Linked DNA regions of Homo sapiens: region 1 is linked to region 2. The links are chromatin loops, found by intact Hi-C in ENCODE. Cell type or tissue: psoas muscle. All regions are shown on one strand. Each heading gives the region's core, and the rest is flanking DNA. Links, peaks and the distances in the headings are about the cores only.

Region 1 (9,130 bases), core at 488-8,487, 60 kb before region 2:
TTCCGGAGGTGGTAAAGGAAACACACATGCCCCACAGATCCCTGACAGGGCAGCTCCTGGAGCTCCATCACTATTTGGGGAGGAATCTGAACAGAGCGTCCTCTGCACGCACACCCGCCTCGCTTGGCCTTTCCTCCCCAGGTCCCGGAGCCTCCTCCCGAAGTGGCCACCAGCCACCCTGTGGCTTGGGGACGACCTCTTCACTGGGAGTTGCCACTTCCCCTCTTCCTTCGGCCAGAGATGCCTCTCTCCTTCCATTCAGGTAAACGTAGGTTCGACTCCGGCTGCGGAATCCCTGGCATCCCTGCCTGGTGAGGGGTGGCAGGAAGCACCACCCCCACTTCTGCCTCGGGGTCGGGGCCCTGTAGTGGATCCTGAGCCCCCATCACAAGGCAGCCCTCCCCGTAGAGAGGGAGGATGGCAGACCCCCTCCTCCCCAACCTGAGGCCCCTCTCCAGAGCTCCCTGGGAAGGCACCGGCGTCTCAGGTCCCTCTCAGCGCGAGGCAGCCTGGGAAGGCGCCGGCGTCTCAGGTCCCTCTCAGCGGGGAGCAGCCTGGGAAGGCGACGGCGTCTCAGGTCCCTCTCAGCGTGGGGCAGTCCCAGCTCCACGCGAAGCCCCCGCTCCCTGCACTCAAATTTGCCTCTGGGTTTCCCTGAGGGGGCCGGGAAGAATTGGAAGGTGTTGGGTCTGAATTCAGTCAGAGCTGGAAACCAAAAGAGAAGCAAAAAGTGATAAAAGAAGAAGAAAGACAGGTGCCCGCTAGGGTGAAGTCAGTGGGGAGGGCCGGGCTGACTCATGAAGAATTCAGGGAGGGCTCTGGTTGAGTCATGATTGGGGCCCTCAAAATTCTGTGTTCAGTTTTGTTGAAACCACTCCTAATGATCATCTTGAGAGAAATGAAAAAGTCAAGAATTGGGCTGATGGCCAGATGGTGTTTCTGAAATAAAGATCACATCTCTCAAGTGTCAAACTACACCGCCAGACGACAAACCGTGGGATGACTAATTCCTGTCTCTCTTCCAGGGCCCCTGCCGTGGCTACAAGCGCATGCCAGCGGGATGCCCTCGCCCCGACCCCGTGTGAGCTCCGCAGCTGCTTGCCCTGGATGAGGGGGTCTTCCCGTCGCCCTCTGTGGTGGTTGGATGTTTGGTGGATGTCTACTAAGGCCTCTAAGAAGTCGGCTCTCAAGCAGGAGAGGAAAGCGTCCCCATCCTCACCCACCCTGCTTGCTGGAGGGATATGGAAAATGAAACCCTACCTATCCACGTTCGTCCCTCTTAATTCTGTGACCATGATAGCTTGAGTTGCCACCCTGCATACATAAGTACTGAAAGGCGAGACGGTAAACTCAACTGTGGCTCCCAGAAGCTGTTATAAACGATGAACGCTGAGCCTCTTGCTAGTGTAAACATCTTTGAGAAACAGCTCTGAGGGGTGTGTGTAGCGAAGGTCTGGGGCAACCTCGGCCCCGCCTTCAGTTTCACTCATTTCTGTGGGCTTCCATCAGCCTATCTTCTGCAGGCCTGGCTTTTTCTCATATAGTTCAGTCCAATTTGCTTCATCTTGATAACTCACCCCAGTCACCACCACTGGAGAGATTTTTCAGACACTCCACAAAAAAATAAAAATAAAAAAAAAGCACCAGTTCCATAGATCACTCACCGGGACTATAAAGGTGAGAGTGCTGTCCCACTGTACTCAGATGGTGAAGGTGAGAGCACTGTCACACTGTACTGAGACGGTGAAGGTGAGGGTATGTCCTGCTGTACTGAGACGGTGAAGGTGAGGGCATGTCCTGCTGTGCTGAGACGGTGAAGGTGAGGGCATGTTCTGCTGTACTGAGACGGTGAAGGTGAGGGCGTGTTTGGCTGTACTGAGACGGTGAAGGTGAGGGCGTGGACCGCTATACTGAGACAGTGAAGGTGAGAGTGTGTCCTGCTGTACTGAGACGGTGAAGGTGAGGGCGTGTCCTGCTGCACTCAGACGGTGAAGGTGATGGCGTGTCCCGCTGCGCTGAGACGGTGAAGGTGAGAGTGTGTCCTGCTGTACTGAGACGGTAAAGGTGAGGGCGTGTCTTGCTGTACCCAGATGGTGAAGGTGAGAGCGTGTCCTGTTGTACTGAGACAGTGAAGGTGAGAGCATGTACTACTGGACTCAGACACCATGTTATCTAAATCTGCTGAGCACCGTAGCGAAACCTCACCTCAGCTGTTGATGTATTTCCCTTCTGGCTTCAGAAAGAACGGTGTTCTTCCAATGTGTTTTTAAAACATGGAACACAATATTCTTCACCCTCAGCAGGATTTAGAAAGAATTATCTAGTTACCCAAAGATCAGAATAAGCAGGTTCTGTAGGAACAAGTGCTTCTTTTTCCAGGATCCTGGGGTGGAAAATTCATGCGTGTTTCCCACTTGATGTTCTGATGCCCATGTGGTCAAAGTGTACTTGAGGACGCCAGGTGAGGTTTATGGCAAATCTGAGGAAGAGACCGTGGCCAGGTAGTGTGGCGCATACCCCAGCTTAGTGACCTGAGGAGGTCGTGAGTGCTCCCGCCAGGAGCCTCTGGTTTCTAAAAGGAGCTCCTGAGTTTCTGTTTGTCTGTCCTGCACCACCTTTTTGCATTGATTAACTTTGCTGTTGGTCTGGATCTCCATCTGTTAATTATTGAAGAGGCACTTATTGGTTTTTTTCTGACACCCAATTCGATTTTCCACATTTAGGACACTTCGCAGTTCCATGCTGAGAAAAAAAATGTTAGCATAAGGAGCAGCTTTAAGGTCCAAATCTCAGCTGATGGCGCTCAGCGTTGCACGTGATTTCCAATCTTATCAGGAGCCTGGCAGGAGCATGGCTGCAGCTGCTGCCAGGTCCTTGAGCAATGTTTAGGTGCCACAGGTAACAGCCACGCAGGTGGAGCAGAAAACAAAGCCGTGGACAGGGTTGCTTTCCAAGATGCATGGAATGCAAGAATGTTCTGGGACCTGTGTAAGAAATCTTTGCTTGCCCTAAGCTCACGGGAAGAGTGGTGAGCCAGTGAGGGCACACAGGTCGGACCACCTGCAGAGAAAGAATCACCAATAACCAGCGCTTCCAAGGTGGCTGCGTCCACTGAGGCTTCTGTCCACAATGGGCTGTTTGCCCTGCACCCCCTCTGACACTGGCCCCGTCAGTCCTCTGGGCTTCAAGCCTTCTGTGGGGGGATGATGGCATCTCGTGGTTGTCCTCCTGATGAATGGTGACACTGAGCACCTTTCCAATGTGGACTGACCATTTGGATATCCTCATCTGTGAAACTCCTGTGCCAGTATTCTGCCCATTAAAAAAATAGAGCTGTTAGCATGTTTCTTATGGATATGTAAGTGTTCTTTATATATATTCTGGTTATTTGTTGGCTGCATGGACCACCAATCTCTGAGTCTGACTTGCCTCTTCTTTTTGGAATGATGTCTTTCGATGAACAAAAGTTTATCATTTTAACGAAGTCAAATGAGATTAACCTTTTCCTGTATGGCTTGGATTTTCTGTGTCCTATTTGACTGCCCTGAGCAAGCTTTGCCTGCCCTGAGCTCGTGGAGATGTCCTGTTCTTTCTCTTTATTCTTTTATGCTTCACTTTAGGGCCAGAATCCACCCAGGCCACACTTCTTCTTCCCTGTCTCTTCCCTTAGACAAATGGAGGAGACGGACAGCGGAGAAGTGGAGGGAGCTGGGGGGAAACTCAGAGCCCAGAAGCCGGAGCTCAGGGAAACCACGTCTTCTGTGTTGACTTCGCCATCTCAGGGGGAAAGGAAGATTCACACAGACTTGCCCGCTCCCCTTGGCTGACTTTAGGTCAGGAAATAGCATGTTCACTTCGGTATGTGGGTGACATCATCAGCATGGCCACTGAAACAGGAGGTGAGGCTGCAGACGGGCTGGGATCCGCCTTGGCGAGCAGAGGCCTGCGCCTCCCTCCTCCACGTCCCCAACACCCCAGATCCGTGACATCCGACACCGAGCAGCTCACATCGCAAAGGAAACACAGCCAGCCCTGCCGAGAGCTGCCTTTCAAAGTAGAAAAAAATCCCCGGAGCAAATGTGTGCACAGGCCCTGCATTTAGAAAGAGGCGGCTTAGCCAGACATAGCTGGAACAAACATATAAAAAACATCTGTGCCAGGAAGCCACTCGCCAGCCCCGCAGACTGGGGGCCCCCACGGTGCCCTTGAGGGGCAGCAATGGCCCCGCCGCGTGGAGCCCCCCGCAGCAGCACCACCAGCCGCCAGCAACAGCTTTGGGCTTTCCTGCTCCTCACTGAAAATGGGCCACAGGCTCCGGGACAGACCACCTGCAGCCAGCACCCCCTGACCAGGGGCGGCACCAGCGAGACCCAGACAGACGGACCAGCAATGCCTTTCCACTTCTTCTCATCCTAATGTCAGTTTTCTTTCTGGTCCTAAAAGTAACGTGATCCATTGGAGACAAGTTGGAAAATGCAATGCAAATATATAAAGAATATGCTACCAGTCACCCACAACTCCAGGCCTAAGACGTGGCTGCATTTTGGTGTGTTGTAATCCTGTCTCACACCTTAGTCTCGTCACAACAAAGGAAGCGTTTCAGGGACACAAAAGCCTTTACAGAATGAGGGCAGATCCCACAGCCTGAGGCCAGAGGGACGAGGATGAGGCCGGGCTTGGCGCCGGCCAGGGGTGGGTGCCCGGGCACCGAGGCGAGTCACTGACACCGTGCAGTTCGGTGGGGCCTGGGGAAAGGTACAGCAGGAGGATTGTGGGGTGGGGACAGAAGAAGAGAGTCCTCTGGGATGGGGTGATGGGGACACAGTGGGTTTCACGACCCGTGCGAGAGAGGCCGGGAAGAGGCGGAAATGAGGACGGGCCCTCGGGTCAGTGCTGCCGCAGCCTCCTCAGAGAAGCAGCTTCCAGGCTGCAACGACTTAGACCTGTTTGTGAAACAGCTGGTTGTGAAATCAATTTAATGAGTCCTAACGAGCATTTTCAAAAAGGAGCAGAGCAGCATGGAAGCACCTATTTCTATGACCATAATGGAAGTCGTGATTTCTATCAGGGAATCACTCATCAGAGGGAGTGCTGTTTCACAAACTCTTATTTCACTTCTGCGTGTACGTGCTGGTTGTGATGTACAATGTGCCTCTTATTGTGGGTCTCAGTTTAAAAAAAGTTGCAAAGCCCTGGCTTAGAAGAAGAAAGAATTCAGAGGCCACATGTGACGACAGTTTAAGCTTCTGTAGATGAGAAAGGGACGGGGCACTCTTGGAAGCAAGGATAGTCCAGGCGGTGGGGCACGCGGATGCGAGGCTGACGGATCTCACACAAACGCACAGGGCACGCTGAGTTAGTCCCCTCGGAGCTCCTCTGATGTAGCCACGGTCCCTCCAGAACCTGCTGCGGCTAAGCCCCATCCGTCTCTGCGGTGGTCCCTCGCTACGTCCCACTTTCTCTTGTTCCTCCTCCTTTCCCCAAGTGACTTCTCCGGAAATGACTCTTAGAACAAGCCCAGAAATGAGCTCCAGTAAAGACCCAAAGGAACAAGAAGGCAGGCGTGCACACGACCCGGGACCCTCACCTCAAAGGAACAGGAAGGCAGGCGTGCACACGACTTGTGACCCTTCACGCGGCCCCCCGCCGTGTCAGCTTCAGTCGCACACCTGTGTCACAGCATGTTCACAGCAAAAACAAGGCATTTTACCTTTTCATAATATGGTCAGAAGTGGAGACTCTTTCCTTTCTCCTTTCAAGACGCTGAGCCACCCAAATTCCTTTTATATCCGTGATTAATAAAGGCATTGGCCAGGCGCAGTGGCTCACGCCTGTAATCCCAGCACTTTGGGAGGCCCAGGCGGGTGGATCACCTCAGGTCAAGAGTTCGAGACCAGGCTGGCCAACATGGCGAAACCCTGTATCTACTAAAATAAAAATAAAAAAATAAAAAAATTAGCCGGGCGTGGTGGCAGGCACCTGTAGTCCCAGCTACTTGGGAGACTGAAGCTGGAGAATTGCTTGAACCTGGGAGGGGGAGGTTGCAGTGAACCGAGATTGCACCACTGCACTCCGGCCTGGGCAACGGAGCAAGACCATCTCAAAACAAATAAATAAATAAATAAATAATGGCATCTCCCTGTCTACTTTTACATTTGTATTTTTGTACACCCCCACCCCGCCCCCCACCACACACACAAATCAGCATGGGTTGTTGTAGGGATTTACTTTAGGAAGGAAGATATGGGTAAATTGGAACCAAGAACACTTGTTTCCAGAAGACGACTTCTGGACCAGAGCAGTGGCCAAGGAATGAAAACATAATTGCATCATGTCCTCCAAGCTTCCTCGGAGGCTGGAAGGAGTCAGACCAGAAGTGCAACCACCGTGAATTGGGACATGTTGTGTATTCATACATGTACAAATTTTTGAATGTGAAGTTGCTTGCAACTAAACTTTTTTCCTAAGTGTACTGTACGTAGTTTTGATGAAGATAACATATATTTGCACAAAAATTTTCAGACACATTAAATTACTAATTGTTTTTGTAAGTCTCTCTGGAAGCAGTGCATGGATTGCATCCTGGTGCAGACTGCTGGGGATTCATTGTTTTTACTTAAAGACCTTCCTCCTGCACTTGCTGTTCCCTTGCCTGGAGTGCTCTATTTTCATTTTCTTTCTTTTGAATTTTATGTTTTTTTTTTTTTATTTTTTGCAAGCTCCCTGTAGCTAGACAAAGTCTGGCATGGAGTAAGCATTGAAGGTGTAACCCATGATGAGGGGTTTGGATTTATTTATGGAACTGGCTCACATTTTTAAAAATATGATAACCAATGAGTTGAAGATTACATTGTTGGTGTTGGCAGAAGAAAGTATGTATGCCAACAATGTGGGCACACTGTTAGTGTGGTAATTCAATGCCTAAGAATCTAATATGGAGTAATCCAAATATGAACAAGTGTGTACATATATTTACTGATGTATTGTTTTAGTAGCATAATTTGGAAAAAGCTAAAATATCCAACAATAGCAAAGCAATTAAATAAATTTAAGAACTCAATAGAATATAATTGTATCAGTCCGAGTTCTCCACACAAATAGAACCAGCAGGATATATGCAAATATAAACACACACATATGCAAATGTAAACACACACGCAAATATAAACACACACATATGCAAATATAAACACACACACCCAAATATAAACACATACACATACTCAAATGTAAACACACACACGCAAATAGAAACACACATGCAAATGTAAACACATACACATATGCAAATGTAAACACATACACAAATATAAACACACATGCAAATATAAACACGCAAATATAAACTCATACACATACACAAATATAAACATGTACACACATACGCAAATATGAACACACGCAAATGTAAACACATACACATATGCAAACGTAAACACATAGACACACAAATATAAACACACACACAGGCAAATATAAACATACACGCAACTATAAACACATGCAAATATAAGCACATACACATACGCAAATGTAAACACATACACATATGCAAATATAAACACTCAAATATAAACACTCAAGTATAAACACACATACGCAAATATAAAACACATGCAAATGTAAACACATATGCAAATCTAAACACACATATGCAAATATAAACACACACGCAAATATAAACACATACACACAAATATAAACACATACGCAAATGTAAACATACACACAAATATGCAAATATAAACACATACACAAATATAAACACATGCAAATATAAACTCATACACATACACAAATATAAACATACACATGCAAATATAACACGCAAATATAAACACATACATATGCAAATATAAACACACACACAAATATAAACACACGCAAATATAAACACATATGCAAATATAAACACACACGCAAATGTAAACACACACAAATATAAACACACATACGCAAATATAAACACGCACACATACACAAATATAAACATATACACATACACAAATATAAACACACACACATACACAAACATGAGAGAGAGGGAGAGAAACCTATTCTAGGGAATTGGACCGTGCAACTCTGGGGACTGGAAACTAAAACAAAATCCACAGGGCAGGCCAGTGGGCTGAACAGTTGGACTAGATTTCTGTGGTGTAGTCTTGAGGCAGAATTCCCTCTTCGTCAGTAAATCTGTCTTTACTCTTAAAGGATTCAACTGATTGAATAAGAGTAATCCACATTGCAGAGGGTAATTTGCTTTACTTAAAGTCAACTGACGGCGAATTTTAATAACGTATTTTAAAACTTTCACATCTAGATCAGTATTTGACCAAGCAACTGAACACCACAGTTCAGCCAAATTGACAAATACAACTGACCATCACAATAATGTTGCCATTTAAAGAAATGGTTAAGGGGGTTATGTAATCATGTGAGAGGAAAATGCTTAGATATTTAGAAAAAAAGCAGAACACAAAACTCCAGTGGATCTTGGTTATGGCAAGGTTAAAAATGTGTAAGACAAAAGGCAGAAATAAGAACACCAAATGCTGATTATGAGGTAGAGTGGTGAGATTAGGTGTGATATTTTCCTCACATGCCTAGAAGTTTTATAATGTTGCTATAATTTTTATCATGGAAAAATAAAATTCTGGCCATGTACAGTGGCTCATGCCTATAATCCTAGCACTTCAGGAAGCAGAGGTGGGAGGATTGCTTGAGCCCTGGAATTCAAGGCCAGCCTGGGCAACATAGTGGGACCCTATCTCTACAAAAATCTGAAAAAAAAAAAAAAAAAAAACACACACACACACACACACACACACACATTATCTAGGCCTGGTAGCATGTGCCTGTAATTCTAGCCCTTTGAGAGGCTGAGGCAGGAGGATAACTTGAGCCCAAGAGGCTGAGGCTGCAGTGAGCTATGACTGAGCCACTGCACTGCAGCCTGGGCAACAGAGTGAGACCCTGTCTTAAATAAAAACAAACAAACAAACAAAAAACAGAAAAAAGGAAACAATAGGCAATTCTTCTTCAATGATTATTTTTATAATAAAAAATTCATAGAAAAATCTTCCTTAATGATTGACTTATTTAAAATGACAAGACGACTTGGTGACACTTG
Region 2 (8,000 bases), core at 1-8,000:
AGCTTCAGCAGCTCTCCTCGGGCCAGCTCAGTGCCTCACCGGCTGGCCCCCCACTGAGAGCCTCGAAACCACGCAGGCAGCTCCCCATGCTGCAGCCAGGGGAGCACCTCTGGGAGGGAAATCCAGGCCCTGACTGCCTCAGGAGCTCAGGGGCGCAGACGTGTCCTGGCGGGAGGCACAGCCCCTCTTGAACCTGCCCTCCACCCCTCCACAGCTCAGGCTACGTACATCCTGGGCACGGCGAGGCTTCCCTCCACGGCCGCCACTGTGCCATGGCCCTGGTGCCCTCACAGCCATTACCTGTGCCGCCCTCCCCTGGCTTAACGGAAGCCACCGTGGAGTCACTGCTGTCTGTGTTAGCAGCACTGACCCCCGGCAGAACCTGCTGTTTGCAAAGAATAGAAAAGTCACGGAGGTACGGAGACAACGCACCATGACCCATCGTGTGGCGAGGTGCTGGCCAAACTCCCAACGCGGAAGCAGCGGGGAGGGGGGAGGCAGAGTCGGGCCTTGTAATCTTCAGGACATATTGACCCCGGAGTGAAAAAAACACCCCAAGATTGAATTTCTGTATTGATTATCCAATTATTAATCTTGTGGAGGCTATTCCAACACTGCACATAATGAGCAATTCATCACAGCGAGCCGGGTGCCACGGAGCGGTGCGGCAGGAAGGCCATTAGGTTCCTGTAATTGCCGTTGGTGGACTCTCGTTAGCTCTAAATCGAATCAGCGGGGCTGGCCCAGGGCACCCTGACAGACACCGCGGGCCCACGCCAGGCCTCGCCAGCGACCACTCCCAGCCTGGCTGGGAACACGACACTTCCACCGCAGCGACAAGACCGGCGAACGATGCCCCGGAGCAGGATGCCCCGGCGGAGGAGCCCCCGGTGGAGGATGTCCCGGCGGAGGATGCCCCGGCGGAAGATGCCCCGGCAGAGGATGCCCCGGCAGAGGATGCCCCGGCAGAGGATGCCCCGGCAGAGGAGCCCCGTGGAGGGGATGCCGGGGTCTGTGCCCAGGGCCACACAGGGCAGGGACGCCTCCGCAGGAAGGACCTGGGTGCCCCCACACCCTGTCTTCTAGAAGAAATTCTATCAACCGACCGCTCCCAAACCCAGCAGACTTGGAAACCGAGCCTGGCAACTGGGAATGCATCTCATCCTCAGGGTTTCAAACCTCATGACACTGCGTTTCCCACATAAACAGAAAAGACCGCTGAAATAAAAGAGAGACAGGCCCATCCCTGTTCCTCCGAAAAGTTTTTTGACCTCTAAGCCCCTCAAATCCAAACGCAAGAGCCCTCCACCACGCCTGTGGCAACCACGCAGGTGCCATCAGGTAGGGCCGCATTCATCTCACCTGGAATTGTGATTTAAACGTGAATTATTTAACTTCTCGCTTCAACTGTTCTCCCTCTCCCTACTCCGATTTTCTGAGGGCTCAGGGATCTGATCCCCATATGTGGTTTTTTTTTAGCCCTAAAGTAATTCCTAAATACTCACTCATTCTATGTCATCTTTTGAAAGTGGAATCCGTCCCATCCCTGAGTTTCCGCACGGGGGCATGACCCAGCGAACCTCACCACGGCTGCGGCTCCCATCAGGTGACCCTGAAGTGACGGCCCGGGAACCTGCTCGCTGTCCTGTCTGAATTTCCTCCTTGGGGGGGGCTATGAGTTATCTGGAAAACTAAGCACTAATTTCTTCTGTTTTCCTAAATTTGGTTTCTGAAGAAGCCTTAAAATATGTCTTCAGAAGAAAGATTGACCGTGGAGACACAGGCTCTTTCGAGATGTCTGTTCACAATAAAGGACCAAAGATCAACGAGGCTTTATGGCTGCACCAAGAGTGGTTAACTTTAAATGGAAGCAGCCTGTGAGCTCAGTGTGGTACCTGGCGCCGAGGACACTTTCCGATAAGTCTTGGTCCATTTCCAAACACCGAGGTGAGGTCAGCCCAGAGAAAGTGGGAGGGCTTTCTGAGCAGGAGCAGAAGCTGGGATTGGAGCTCAGAGCTCCCCAGCTTCGCGTTCCCTCCCTGGTCCGTGAGCTGACAGTTGTCACAGCCTCCTGCTCAGGTGTCATGGGTGTTCAGCTCAGACTGTGCCGGCACCTTCCAGAACCTTCTGTAACTTTAGCAGGTCCAGATCTAATGGAGATCACTGACCTAATCAAAGTGGTCAAAACTGCTTAAAAGAAACCCAGGTCTCTTTGAGACCCTCCTGGGAGCAGGGGTGCCCCTCTAGGCAGGGGAGCATTGCATGTGAGGCCCACGGCATGGCACTGCGCGGGCGTCTGAGGAAACATCACCGGGCCGGCATCTGCGTGCTCTCCTCTCCTCCCACGCCCTCTGCATGGCCAACCCCCTCGCCGCCCACTGTCCACATCCCAGGCCCAGCTCCTCCTACAGTGAAGGGGGACCTGGGGGAGTGGCTGGGCCCCAGCTGAGCTGGCAGCCCAGGGTGGGTGGCGGTGAGTTCCGGCTGGTGGAGAGCTGGCGTCCGGCAGGCGCGGTGGACATCTGCATATGTGGGTGCCAAAGCTCCGCCTTGAAGGCAGCTAGAGACAGGTGCAGAAAAGGGGAACAGGAAGTGGACGGCGGGGAAAGGACACGGGCCACGCCACTGCACAGGGGCCAGCACGTCCCTCTCCCCGGAGCCCACACACCTCTGCGGAGGCTGCAACACTGCCCAGCAATGGCGTTTCCTTCCATGCGGGTCTCTCCAATGCTCTAGTTCTCCGCTTTCTCCGTACAGGACACTGCAAGAAGCACAGACACCTGGCACGGCAGTGGAGACCGACAACCCTGTCCACTCCAGCAGAGAAAAGGAGCTGAAAAGAACCAGACATCACAGTGAACACAGCAACAAAAGAAAAGGCCGCCATGAGAGAGAAAGGGAGGGAGGGAGGGACGGAGAGAGAGACAGAGAGGCAGAGACAGAGGGAGAGAGATAAGAGAGACAGAGACACACGGAGGGAGATGGAGAGAGAGAGAGATGGACGGAGAGATGGAGAGAGGGACAGAGAAACAGAGCGAGGAAGGGAGGGAGACGGAGAGAGATGGATGGAGAGAGGGACAGAGATTCAGAGACGGAGGGAGACAAAGAGGCAGAGACAGGGAGGAAGGGAGACAGAGAGACAGACTGAGAAAGAGACAGACCGAGAGACAGAGACAGAGAGAGGGATAGAGATACAGAGAAAGACCGAGAGAGAGGGGAGGGAGTTCAGACCCTCCGTGCGTTTATGAGCCTTCGAGCACATTTTTGAGGGGCAGTCAGACTAGTGCTTTCAATTTTTCTTTTAATCCAGCATAAACACCTAATTAACAGATAGGCTCTGACAAACATTTCTGAGCTCTTTTCTTAAATTAAAACACATAAAAAACACCTGCCCATGCGCCCCCTCACCCAACCCTCACACGCACGCCGCTGCCCTGTGGCTGCTGGTCAGGCCGAGCGAACTGCCAGGTGACGACGCTTCCTCCTGCCCGGCACCCTCTGTCCGTCCATCCCTCCCTCCAGCCAGGTGACCAGGCTTCCTCCCACCAGGCGCCCTCCGTCCGTCCGTCCCTCCCTCCCTCCACCTTTTTTCTCCAGCCTTCTGCCAAGAGGAAATAACTCAGCTGCACTGGGAGTCTGGGAATCCCAGAAAACAATCTGAAATCCACAAAAATAATTGAAGTTCACTTTTACTGAGCTGTTCAGTTCCATTCTGATTTTTATTACAATGTCAACAAGAGTTTAATTTGTTTTAAAGTTTGGGTTCTTAAATCTGAGTGATATACGGTAGTTTACAGCCCGCTGGCAGCAGCTACTGTGGAAAAGGGAAAGTACATAACAGGGATCCTCCGCCTGACGCGGCGACTGCGGCTGCGGGGAGCCCGGCCAGAGCGACGGCCCCCAGCTTCCCGCGGGACGGTGGCCACGTGACGGACGTGTTTCCCTCCACAGCCAGCTCCTCCGAAAGCTCCCAAAACCTAACTTCTCACGTAAAAGCACTGCGGATGCGAATGCGCTCACTAACGTTTACTATTTCAGAGGGCGAGGGAGAAGGTTTTTCTTTACTGACTCGTGAGGCTTCTTGCAACACATCACGGGTGGGGGTGCAGAAGCCTGGTGTCCTTTCTAGGGCTCCGGGGGACGTGCGTCAGGAACCCACACATTTGTCCCCTGGCCCAGGGCTCGTCTGTGCGCCTGCTGAGACACTGCCAGGGAGGACATCTGGGCCCATCGGTGCCAGCTGAACAGACACTGGGCTGAACTGCAAACCCATCCACTTGAGGGGTGAGGTCTTCATGGTGCTGCCCCGGAGGGCAGGGGCTCCCTTGGCAGAGGCTGCGCCAGCCAGCGCTGCACACCGTCAGCCCCATGTCTGTGGGGAGCCACAGCCTGCCGGCCACGCCTGCCTGATTTACGCGGCCGCTCGCATGGCTCCACCGGCCCCGGCACAGCCCTCTAACCCGCAGTCCAGGCTGCTGTGCCTTCTCCCTCCCTGCCACCAGCTCTGAGTGCAGCCTCGGGAACTGAGCTGCTGCCAAGGGCTGGGAGCCGTGCGGTTTCCAGGCCCTACTTCCTGCCATATCTAAAATAACAGCAGCTGGGAGGGCCTGATAGGGCCTGTCTGGGGCGAAGACTTCACCTCTGGGGTGGGACGCGGGCCAGGGGCTGATAACCCCCTCCCCGCAGTGCCTGGCGACAGCGTCCTGCTCCATCAGCTCCGTTTCGGAACAAAGAGAGCCCAGCCACAGCTCTGGGGTGATAACTAGGGGAGGGCTGGCCCGGCCGCTGGGTCCATTGTCCCAGTATCAGGCTTTGATTATGGGTCCGGGGCCTGGTGGGCGGATCTTTGGAAGGGGATACACTTTCTTTGTCCCTTACTGTGTGTGAGTGTCCACACTGTAATCTGGAAGGAAGGAAGAACCCTGTTTCAGAATTAAACTGAAAAGGATCAAGAGATTCTCAAAATTCCACACCCAGACCTCCAGTAATGCAACACAGAACCACCCAGAAGCCAGGCAGGAAGTGGCTGAGAAGTTCATGCTCCCGTCTGTGTTTCTAAAGAGATTTCTTAATTAAGCAACACAATAAGTAACTGGGAAGCACACACATTTTTATTCCCTACGAGAAATTCTGTCATGAACACTGTCATTTAAAAATAGAGCTAGACTCCTCCTAACACTCCCTACAGGACATGGTCCAGGGACCGTGTGTTGGACGTGATGGCTTCAAGCCCAATTCCCCCAGCACTGAGCATCTTCAGAGGCCAATGAACCACGTTATGAAACCACACTCAGCTCTCAGGCCCTGTGAAGAGAGGCTCCAAGGGCTGTGTGGAGGGCAGACGGACCCACACCCCTGGGGAGGGCATATCAGAGCAGGTGCCGGGCCAGCACAGAGGGTCCCTGGGAGAGGCCTGGTCACCGGAGGTGGGAAGATGGGGGGACAAGGCGCACAGTCCCAGTGTCTTTGCTGGGGAAGCTCAGGAGCATCTGTCCACGGAGGGAGGGGCTGACACGCAGGTGCCCACAGCCGCTGCTCGGCCGAGACCACTGTTCCTCTCCACACTGCGGCTGAGGAGGCAACTGAAACCACGCCACAGGCTCAGACCCCACGGCGAACCGCTCTTTATAAGGAGTCCTTTTTCTTGCATTAACAAAATGCTCAAAACTCAGTTGAAGAAAAGTAAAAAGCACGTGGCATTGCTAGGGTCTCCCAGCCCCTCCCTAAACACACAGCATTCTACGGAGGCACGTTTCACACAGGTAATGCACCCTTGAGAAGGGCACAAAATTCAGTGATTTTTGGTAAAGGTGCCCAGTTGTGCCACCATCACTGCAGGTGTCAGAACACTTCCATCACCCAAGGGGCTCGTCCACCACCTCTTCCCACAAAGCGGTCTCCTGCCTCTTCCCTCATCCAAGGGCCTCCAGCACCACCTCCTCCCACGCAGCAGTCTCCTGCCTCTTCCCTCACCCAAGGGCCTCCAGCACCACCTCCTCCCACACAGCAGTCTCCTGCCTCTTCCCTCACCCAAGGGTCTCATCCACCACCTCCTCCCACACAGCAGTCTCCTGCCTCTTCCCTCACCCAAGGGCCTCCAGCACCACCTCCTCCCACACAGCAGTCTCCTGCCTCTTCCATCACCCAAGGGTCTCGTCCACCACCTCCTCCCACGCAGCAGTCTCCTGCCTCTTCCATCACCCAAGGGTCTCATCCACCACCTCCTCCCACACAGCAGTCTCCTGCCTCTTCCCTCACCCAAGGGCCTCCAGCACCACCTCCTCCCACACAGCAGTCTCCTGCCTCTTCCATCACCCAAGGGCCTCCAGCATCACCTCCTCCCACGCAGCAGTCTCCTGCCTCTTCTCTCACCCAAGGGCCTCCAGCACCACCTCCTCCCACGCAGCAGTCTCCTGCCTCTTCCATCACCCAAGGGCCTCCAGCATCACCTCCTCCCACGCAGCAGTCTCCTGCCTCTTCCCTCACCCAAGGGCCTCCAGCACCACCTCCTCCCACGCAGCAGTCTCCTGCCTCTTCCATCACCCAAGGGTCTCATCCACCACCTCCTCCCACACAGCAGTCTCCTGCCTCTTCCCTCACCCAAGGGCCTCCAGCACCACCTCCTCCCACGCAGCAGTCTCCTGCCTCTTCCCTCACCCAAGGGCCTCCAGCACCACCTCCTCCCACGCAGCAGTCTCCTGCCTCTTCCATCACCCAAGGGCCTCCAGCATCACCTCCTCCCACGCAGCAGTCTCCTGCCTCTTCCCTCACCCAAGGGCCTCCAGCACCACCTCCTCCCACGCAGCAGTCTCCTGCCTCTTCCATCACCCAAGGGTCTCATCCACCACCTCCTCCCACACAGCAGTCTCCTGCCTCTTCCCTCACCCAAGGGCCTCCAGCACCACCTCCTCCCACGCAGCAGTCTCCTGCCTCTTCCCTCACCCAAGGGCCTCCAGCACCACCTCCTCCCACACAGCAGTCTCCTGCCTCTTCCCTCACCCAAGGGCCTCCAGCACCACCTCCTCCCACGCAGCAGTCTCCTGTCTCCAGAGCTGCGCCTTTTGTGGATGTCTTGCAGGCAAGCCTCACTTCACTGTGCTTCAGACACTGCTTTTCACAAAGGGGAGGTCTTTGGCAACCCTGCACCAGGCATGTCTGTGGGCACCACGTTTCCAACAGCAGGTGCCCACTTCATATCTCTGTGTCACGTTTCAATAATGCTCATGATGTTCCAAGCTTTCTCATTGCTATCATATCTGCTGCGGAGATCTGTGATCTTTGGGGTTACTGTTGTCATTGTTTTGGGGTGCCACGAACTGTGCCCATCTAAGATGAAGTGAATGGATAAGAGCTGGGTGCGTCCTGACTGCTCCACTGACCAGCCATTCTCTATCTCTCTCCCTGGGCTCAGGCCTCCCTATTCCCTGAGACACAACCATACTGACATTAGGCCAATTAAGAACCCTACGACAGCCTCCAAGTTTTCAAGTAAAAGTTCAAGGGCAAGGAAAGGTCACACGTCTCTCACTTCAAAACTAGGAATGATTAAATTTGGTGAGGAACACCCGTCGAAAGCCGAGACAGGCTGACAGCTCAGCCTCCCGCGCCAGTCCAACTGTGAATGCAGCGGAAAACTCTAGACAGACAGAAGTGAAAACCGCTGCCCTAGTGAACAACACCGATGATAAGAGGGCGGAACAGCCTTATTGCTGATACAGAGAAAGTCCGAGTGATCTGGACAGAAGATTGAACCAGCCACAACACTCCCTTAAGCCAAAGCCTAATCCAGACCAAGACCCTCGCTCTCTCTGTCCTACGAAGGCTGAGAGATGAGGAAGCTGCAGAAAAAAAAGTTTGAAGCCAGCAGAGGCTAGTTCATGAGGTTGAAGGAAAGAAGCCATCTCCATACCATAAAAGCAAAGATGAAGCAGCAAGTGCTGATGGGGAAGCTGCAGCAAGTTCTCCAGGAGATCTGGCTGAGACCATTGGTGAAGGTGGCC

Evidence for each region. A loop is a pair of places that touch in the nucleus more often than their neighbours do. Peaks named below come from ENCODE experiments on the same cell type or tissue, not always from the same donor. Only the 100,000 strongest peaks of a DNase experiment are listed, where the experiment ranks them.
Region 1: it touches region 2 in a loop (3-fold over the local background); 4 of 110 quality-filtered maps call a loop at or near these places.

Annotation. Positions count from the first base shown.
Region 1 is chr18:79,562,721-79,571,850 of GRCh38, reverse strand. No RefSeq gene overlaps it. Among named protein-coding and RNA genes, the nearest start is that of CTDP1-DT, 110 kb to the left of the region's middle. RefSeq lists enhancers at 465-1,020, 1,021-1,577, 436-1,635. In psoas muscle, for the core only: no CTCF peak of the experiment used is centred there; a DNase peak (open chromatin) is centred at 3,930; H3K4me3 peaks cover 724 bases; H3K27ac peaks cover 990 bases.
Region 2 is chr18:79,503,802-79,511,801 of GRCh38, reverse strand. All of the region lies in intron 9 of NFATC1 (nuclear factor of activated T cells 1), which reads right to left. Among named protein-coding and RNA genes, the nearest start is that of NFATC1, 110 kb to the right of the region's middle. RefSeq lists enhancers at 2,356-2,405, 2,476-2,565, 5,374-5,653. In psoas muscle, for the core only: no CTCF peak of the experiment used is centred there; DNase peaks (open chromatin) are centred at 3,901, 4,161, 4,571, 5,291 and 2 weaker places; H3K4me3 peaks cover 2,221 bases; H3K27ac peaks cover 2,947 bases.